Linked DNA regions of Homo sapiens: region 1 is linked to region 2. Evidence: chromatin loops called from intact Hi-C (ENCODE). Cell type or tissue: heart left ventricle. All regions are shown on one strand. Each heading gives the region's core, and the rest is flanking DNA. Links, peaks and the distances in the headings are about the cores only. Region 1 overlaps LOC105369506 (a long non-coding RNA gene). Region 2 has its middle 270 kb from the start of NXPE2.

Region 1 (2,919 bases), core at 175-2,674, 150 kb before region 2:
TGTAATCTTCATCTCTTTCTCTCTTTGGGCTCCTCCTTCCCTCTGTTTCTTTCTTTTCTCCCTTCCCTTCCCTTTTCTTCTTTCCAGAGTCTTGCTCTGACACCCAGGCTGGAGTGCAGCAATCTTAGCTCACTGCAATCTCTGCCTCTAGGGTTCAAGTGATTCTTCTGCCTCAGCCTCCTCAGTAGCTGGGATTACAGGCACATGCCACCATGCCTGGCTAATTTTTGTATTTTTAGTACAGACGGGGTTTCACCCTGTTGGTCAGGCTGGTCTTGAACTCCTGACCTCGTGATCCTCCCGCCTTGGCCTCCCAAAGTGCTGGGATTACAGGCGTGAGCCACTGCACCCGGCCGGGACTCTTTCTTTTTCTGCCTTTTGCTACTTTTCATAGTTAATAAACCATATCTCTTTCATGGCTCTCCAGTTTGCCCCTGTCTCTAAGTTTCTTTGTGTTGCTCTAGTCTTTGTTAACATTTCATCTAGTCCCTTGATCTTCCTGTCTTGACTGTGTCCATCTCTTTCAATCTGTACCTTCCCAGGCCCGGGTTCTGTCTGCACCTCCTGGCTGCCCCTCCCTCAAAGGTGGAGAGCCGTGAAAGCTGCCTCACGCGCTTTCTCCACACTGTCGTATAGCAGGCGTGGACTCCTTGCCGCTCTCACTAGAAGTAGCTTTTGCCTTTTGTTGCCAAATCAGAATGTTCTCAGCAGTGAAAATGTGGCTTATGAAAGCAAGTGCCTTGCAATTAAATAAATGGGTAATTTCAGTGTTTTTATTTTTATTTTTCTACCTAAGGATTTCCTTAGTAACAGGAGGGAACAGATAATAGTTCTTTAATTCCTATTGATAGAGAAGAGAAAATAAGTTAGTCTATCTTTAGGTTTTATTTGGGTATTTGTGATAATTAATAAGAAGAAAAGGAAACATCTGTCCTACAAATGGAGAAGATGAGAGGCAATGAAGCAAAAAAAAAAAAAAAAAAAAAAAATTGGTGGCATCAGTTAAGACTGCTGGGAAAAGATAAGGTTGGCAAAAATGCTGGCTGAGTTATCGTTTGGAGAAGAGTTAAGGAAAATAAGAGTTTCATCAAATATATCAGAGAATGGAGTGGTCCTGAGGAGGCAGGCCCACAGATAAATGAGATGGTGATGAAGTGTGACCATTATAAGCCAGTGGGCACTTTGAGGGGAGAAGGAGCCAAGGAGGAAACAGAGAGATTCCAAATCAAGACAAAGCAGCAGTCAGCCCGACAAGGAGACCCCCTGGGTGGGAAGGAGACTTGCCGATGTGTTCTGTGCACTGCTTACAATCATTCTTCCAGGCCTGTGAGGCAGAAGGGGGAGAGCAGAGGCTGCACCCGTTTAAACAGCAACAAGGAAGTGTGAGGCAAGCCTCAGTGCCAGAGCTTCAACAGAGGAATCTGCAGCCAGAGGGAGCATCTATACACATTGAGAGGACAAAGGGCTCCGGAATGACAAGCCTAGAGAGTTCATCTCATGACCGGCGGTGTTAACAGTTCCCCTCCCTCCCTTCATCTCACCCTCCCTCCCTTTCTTCCTTTTCTCTTTCTCTTTATCCTTCCTTCTCTCTGCACTCCCTCCCTCCCGTCTTCATCCGTTTTCTCTCCTTCTTCCTCTGTCTCCCTCCTCCCTCTCCCTCTTTCTTTCTAGGTAGTGTTTCTAAGGAAATATAACACAAGCTTCTTGGTCTGTGACTTCCGGCTATTTGGATCCAATGCAATTGTGCCTAGATCCTTCTATTTCTTTCCAACATTCTTCCAAATGTTCGTAGGTTTAAAATTATTTTCATTGGTCCTACTTATGGGAACAATTCTTATTAGTTCACAGCAGTACAGAACAAACAGCATCTTTACCCCCAAAATTGCAAGCTTCTTGGATGAGCTGACATTTGTCTCTGGGAATAAGGGGTTAACCAATCTAAAAATAATTAAACCTCACATGCACATGATATAATTTTTCTTACTCAAAATGCCTTTATAATGTCTCAACATCACTGTGAGATGCTTGAGCAGATATTTTTGTTTCTTCTAAAGCTACGCTACAATAAAATGTAAGGTAGTAGCGAAGGTTAGACTCTTGACATTCTTTGATTATTCAAACTGTTTGTTAAACTGATTTTTTTTGCTTTTCCTGTAAAGTGCCTTTTGAGTCGTATTTTATGCTGTTGTTGTTAGCAGTGAAGTTTCTATCTAGCAAGATATCTGCAAACCTCGTACCTAGTAAGAAGTAGAGTGTTGAATTTGTTAAATATTTATCTTTCATATTCTAGCATTATATTTACTTTCCAGAGATAGTGTGATGTCATGAATAAATACTGACATTGGAATCAGAACTCCCAAGTTCAAGTTCAAAGCCCACCAATTTTACTTACTGTGTAATCTTGGACAAATTGTGTAATCTCTCTTGGTCTGTTTATAACACTGTTTAAAAGAAGATAAAGATACCCACCTCACAGGATTTCTGTGGGGATTAAATCTGACTAATGCAAAAATCTTGTGTCTAGAATGTAGTAAATGCTCAATAAACAAGTATCATTGTTGCTGCTGTTGTTGCTACTGTTACAGCATTCAACACAACTTTATAATCTATTAAGTTCTAAACTATGACAATTACTGATTAGTATGTGAAATTATAAGAAACTATTTTGTAGCTCTTGCGATCTCCTTTATTTGCAAATGAGAGAAACCCAGCTATATGACTTTTATTCATTCAACAAACACTGAGCACTTCTCTTTGCCAGAAGCTATTCTAGATGCTGAGGTTAACAGTAGTGAAAACACAAAGTCCCTTGTTTTATGGTGCTTACATTCTAGTAGAAAGAGAGAAAATATAAAGAAAAAAGGAAAAGAGAATATCAGATTGTGATAAGATACTTAACCTAGTATATAGATTGTTACT
Region 2 (2,919 bases), core at 250-2,749:
GGTAACCTAATCTCAGAGGTGACATCCCATCACTTTTGTCATACTCTTGTTAGAAAGAAGTCAGTAGGCCCAGCCTGAAGTCAAGGGGAGGCACTTGCACAAGTGTGTGAGTATCTGGGAGCAAGGATTATTGAAAACCATCTTAGAGGCTCCTATTGTACCTATTTTTTCTTCAACAATAATTTCCAGAGAATAGGACACAGTAAATCCCCCAAGGGCAGGGACTGGGTTTTCATCACCACTGAACCCCCGGCACTTAGCATGGAGCACAGAGAAGGGACCTCAGGCCCTGTCCAGCATGCCTTCTCCCAGAGACTCCCTTCTTTCCTAAAGAGAAACAATTTTCTGGATAAGACACAGCCTTATAGAGCCTGATGGTGGGAAGGGTATTTTCACCTCAATGGGATTTGTGGTCTGAGGTCCATGTCATTCCTAAGCTGGGTGTGGAGCCATGCCTGACTCTACTTATTCATTCCCTTTCATTACTTGCACTCTTCCTCCACCACCTCCCAATAGCTTCTAGGTGAAAGAGAAAGAATGTGATATGCCGGGAGATATCACAAGGCATGGCAATGAATATCAAGGAAGGTTGGAAGGCCAGGATAGAAAGAGACAAACTTCTCCCACCTCTGGCTGCTACCACACTTAAAATAATATAAAACATTCATTAAACATCTACCCTGCACCAGATACTTTCTCACATTAGTTCACTTAATCCTCACCACAAGTTTTGAAGGTAAACATTTAATCCACTTTCTATAGTTTTGAAAACTGAAATTCAGAGGTGAAGTGACGTGCTCAAGTTCGCACAGCTGGTAAGTAACGGAACTGGAATAACGGAACTGGAATTCAAGCCCATGCCTTCTAATAACCCTTGGTGCTCTTTCCATGTTAACAGATTGAAGATAATGGGGAGGAGGGAGTGACAGTCTACTCTACCCAAGAGTTAGCATTGCAAGGGTTATATTACTGTGTTGTTGTTGTTGTTGTTGTTGTTGTTGTTTAAACAATGGTTGTAAATTGTACAGCTGGGGAAGGTATAGTTAAACATTTCCATCACCGATGACAAAGACAAGTTGGTAAAGGTTAGAAGAGTGCCATTCTCATTACCATAGAGCCACATTGGCTGATCTCCCTCCTTGAACAAAGACTTGGTTGTGCACAACCTTTTGACTGAGTCCCAAAGCCACAAGAAAGATTTACACACAGTGAAGAGTTCCAAGGATGACATGAGCAAAGGCAGCCCTCTTTACTGCATGGAGGGTAGACAGAGTTTCTCAAGATAACTATGGGAAGCAGGGATACATCCTTTTGTATGTAAAAGTTCTGGCGAATTTGTGTTTAAAAATTGAATGTCATTACCATAGAGCCTACTTCTAAGCTCAGGAGGCAGAACTCAGCTGAAAGAGGTCCCTGAATTCCTTCTAGAAAGGATTGAAATTGGAAGGAGGTTGGTGGGGATGGGAAGGAGACAGTAAGGAGGAAAGGCCACCTTCTTTACCACCCTGCCACTGTTATATAGCCTCTTTTATGTGTGTGAGCATGCACATACACACACATACACACGCACACCCTTACCCAAATCTGACAACATTCACTCTTTCGTCCATTCATTGTAGGGTGTTTCTACTCAAATATCAAGGGCTTTCTTAATACTTCTGCTTTTCCCCAAGACCTATCAATTCTGGTAGCCTACTGCTTTTAAACTTCTCCACCTAAACAAACTCTGGGTGGGTGTCTGCAGATGCTTGAAATGATCTCATCCTAGGACTTAAAGAGACCTCTAGTGGCTGTCACCTTATTCCTCTCCTTGCTTCCAGACTGGTTGCACCAAACTCAGCCCCAGCCAGTGTCAATCCATCCTTTGCTACTATTGATATGGAGTCCCAGCATCCAGATGTGATTTTCTTGAATCTCACTGGCTGCAATAGAAATTCATATATGCTAAGGCAAGGAAGAAAAATACATTTTACTACAAGTAAATTGTAGTGATAAATACAATAAACAACTAGGAATCCTCTTTTAAAAAACTTGGCAAAATCAGAAGGCATACCAATTTAGAAAAAAATTTATTAAATGACTGCTAGATATTAGATGCACTGTGATTCTGTTACTCTTTTGTTTGTCTGTTCCAATTAATTTATCTCATTACCCACCCTCTCCTCCCCCACCAACATGGGAAAATATTGGGAGAGAACAGAGTTAAGGCTAGGAAATCCGGGTTCAGGTCCTAACTTGGCCGTTTTGTAACTTTCATCAACTCAGCAATATCTGCATGCATAGAATGAAGAGGCTGAACTGCATGATGTCTAAGTCTTCACCCAGCTCTACGTTTCTATGAATCAGGTATATGCAATGCCATGCAAGCAGCTGAGATGCATTGCAATCATTGTGTTATGCCATTCCTTTCAGAAAGAAAGGGCTTGGCCTCCCCATCCAGGCTGCTGCCGCCACCGTGCATTGTTCAGGGAATGCAGTAATGTTACAGTTGGCAGGTGCCTCTGCTTAACTCATAGCTCCCAGGAGCTGGCTGTCAGGGGAAAATTCAAAGTTACTGCCAGTCCCTTCTGAATTGCTAATATAGGATAGCTGTGGAGTCTCTACTGGAGGCCCCTATACTACTGACCCCCTCAGCCATGGACAGGGCCTGCTGCCATTTCACTGGTGCACCAGCCTCCCAAACCATGTGCTCCTTCATGGCTGCTAATGACATTCAACACACACAAAGAAATGGTGCCCTGACAAATGGAGTTCAGCCTCTCCAGTCTCCCAGGCTCAGAGCACTAGTCAAATCCATTTCAAAAACATCCTGCTTGCAAAGCAGCCTCAGACTACTTGGGCTAAAAGGCTTAGTGCTCTTGGCTTCTGGAGAGAGGTGCTCAGCCCCTGGCCCCTAAAGCAGTTTATGTGTTGACCCAT

Evidence for each region. A loop is a pair of places that touch in the nucleus more often than their neighbours do. Peaks named below come from ENCODE experiments on the same cell type or tissue, not always from the same donor. Only the 100,000 strongest peaks of a DNase experiment are listed, where the experiment ranks them.
Region 1: it touches region 2 in a loop (5-fold over the local background); 4 of 110 quality-filtered maps call a loop at or near these places.

Annotation. Positions count from the first base shown.
Region 1 is chr11:114,798,327-114,801,245 of GRCh38, forward strand. All of the region lies in intron 1 of LOC105369506 (a long non-coding RNA gene), which reads right to left. It also overlaps a transcript of NXPE2 not described here. Among named protein-coding and RNA genes, the nearest start is that of NXPE2, 120 kb to the left of the region's middle. In heart left ventricle, for the core only: a CTCF peak has its summit at 1,419; no DNase peak of the experiment used is centred there; H3K27ac peaks cover 946 bases.
Region 2 is chr11:114,951,456-114,954,374 of GRCh38, forward strand. No RefSeq gene overlaps it. Among named protein-coding and RNA genes, the nearest start is that of NXPE2, 270 kb to the left of the region's middle. In heart left ventricle, for the core only: a CTCF peak has its summit at 1,786 (motif pointing left); no DNase peak of the experiment used is centred there.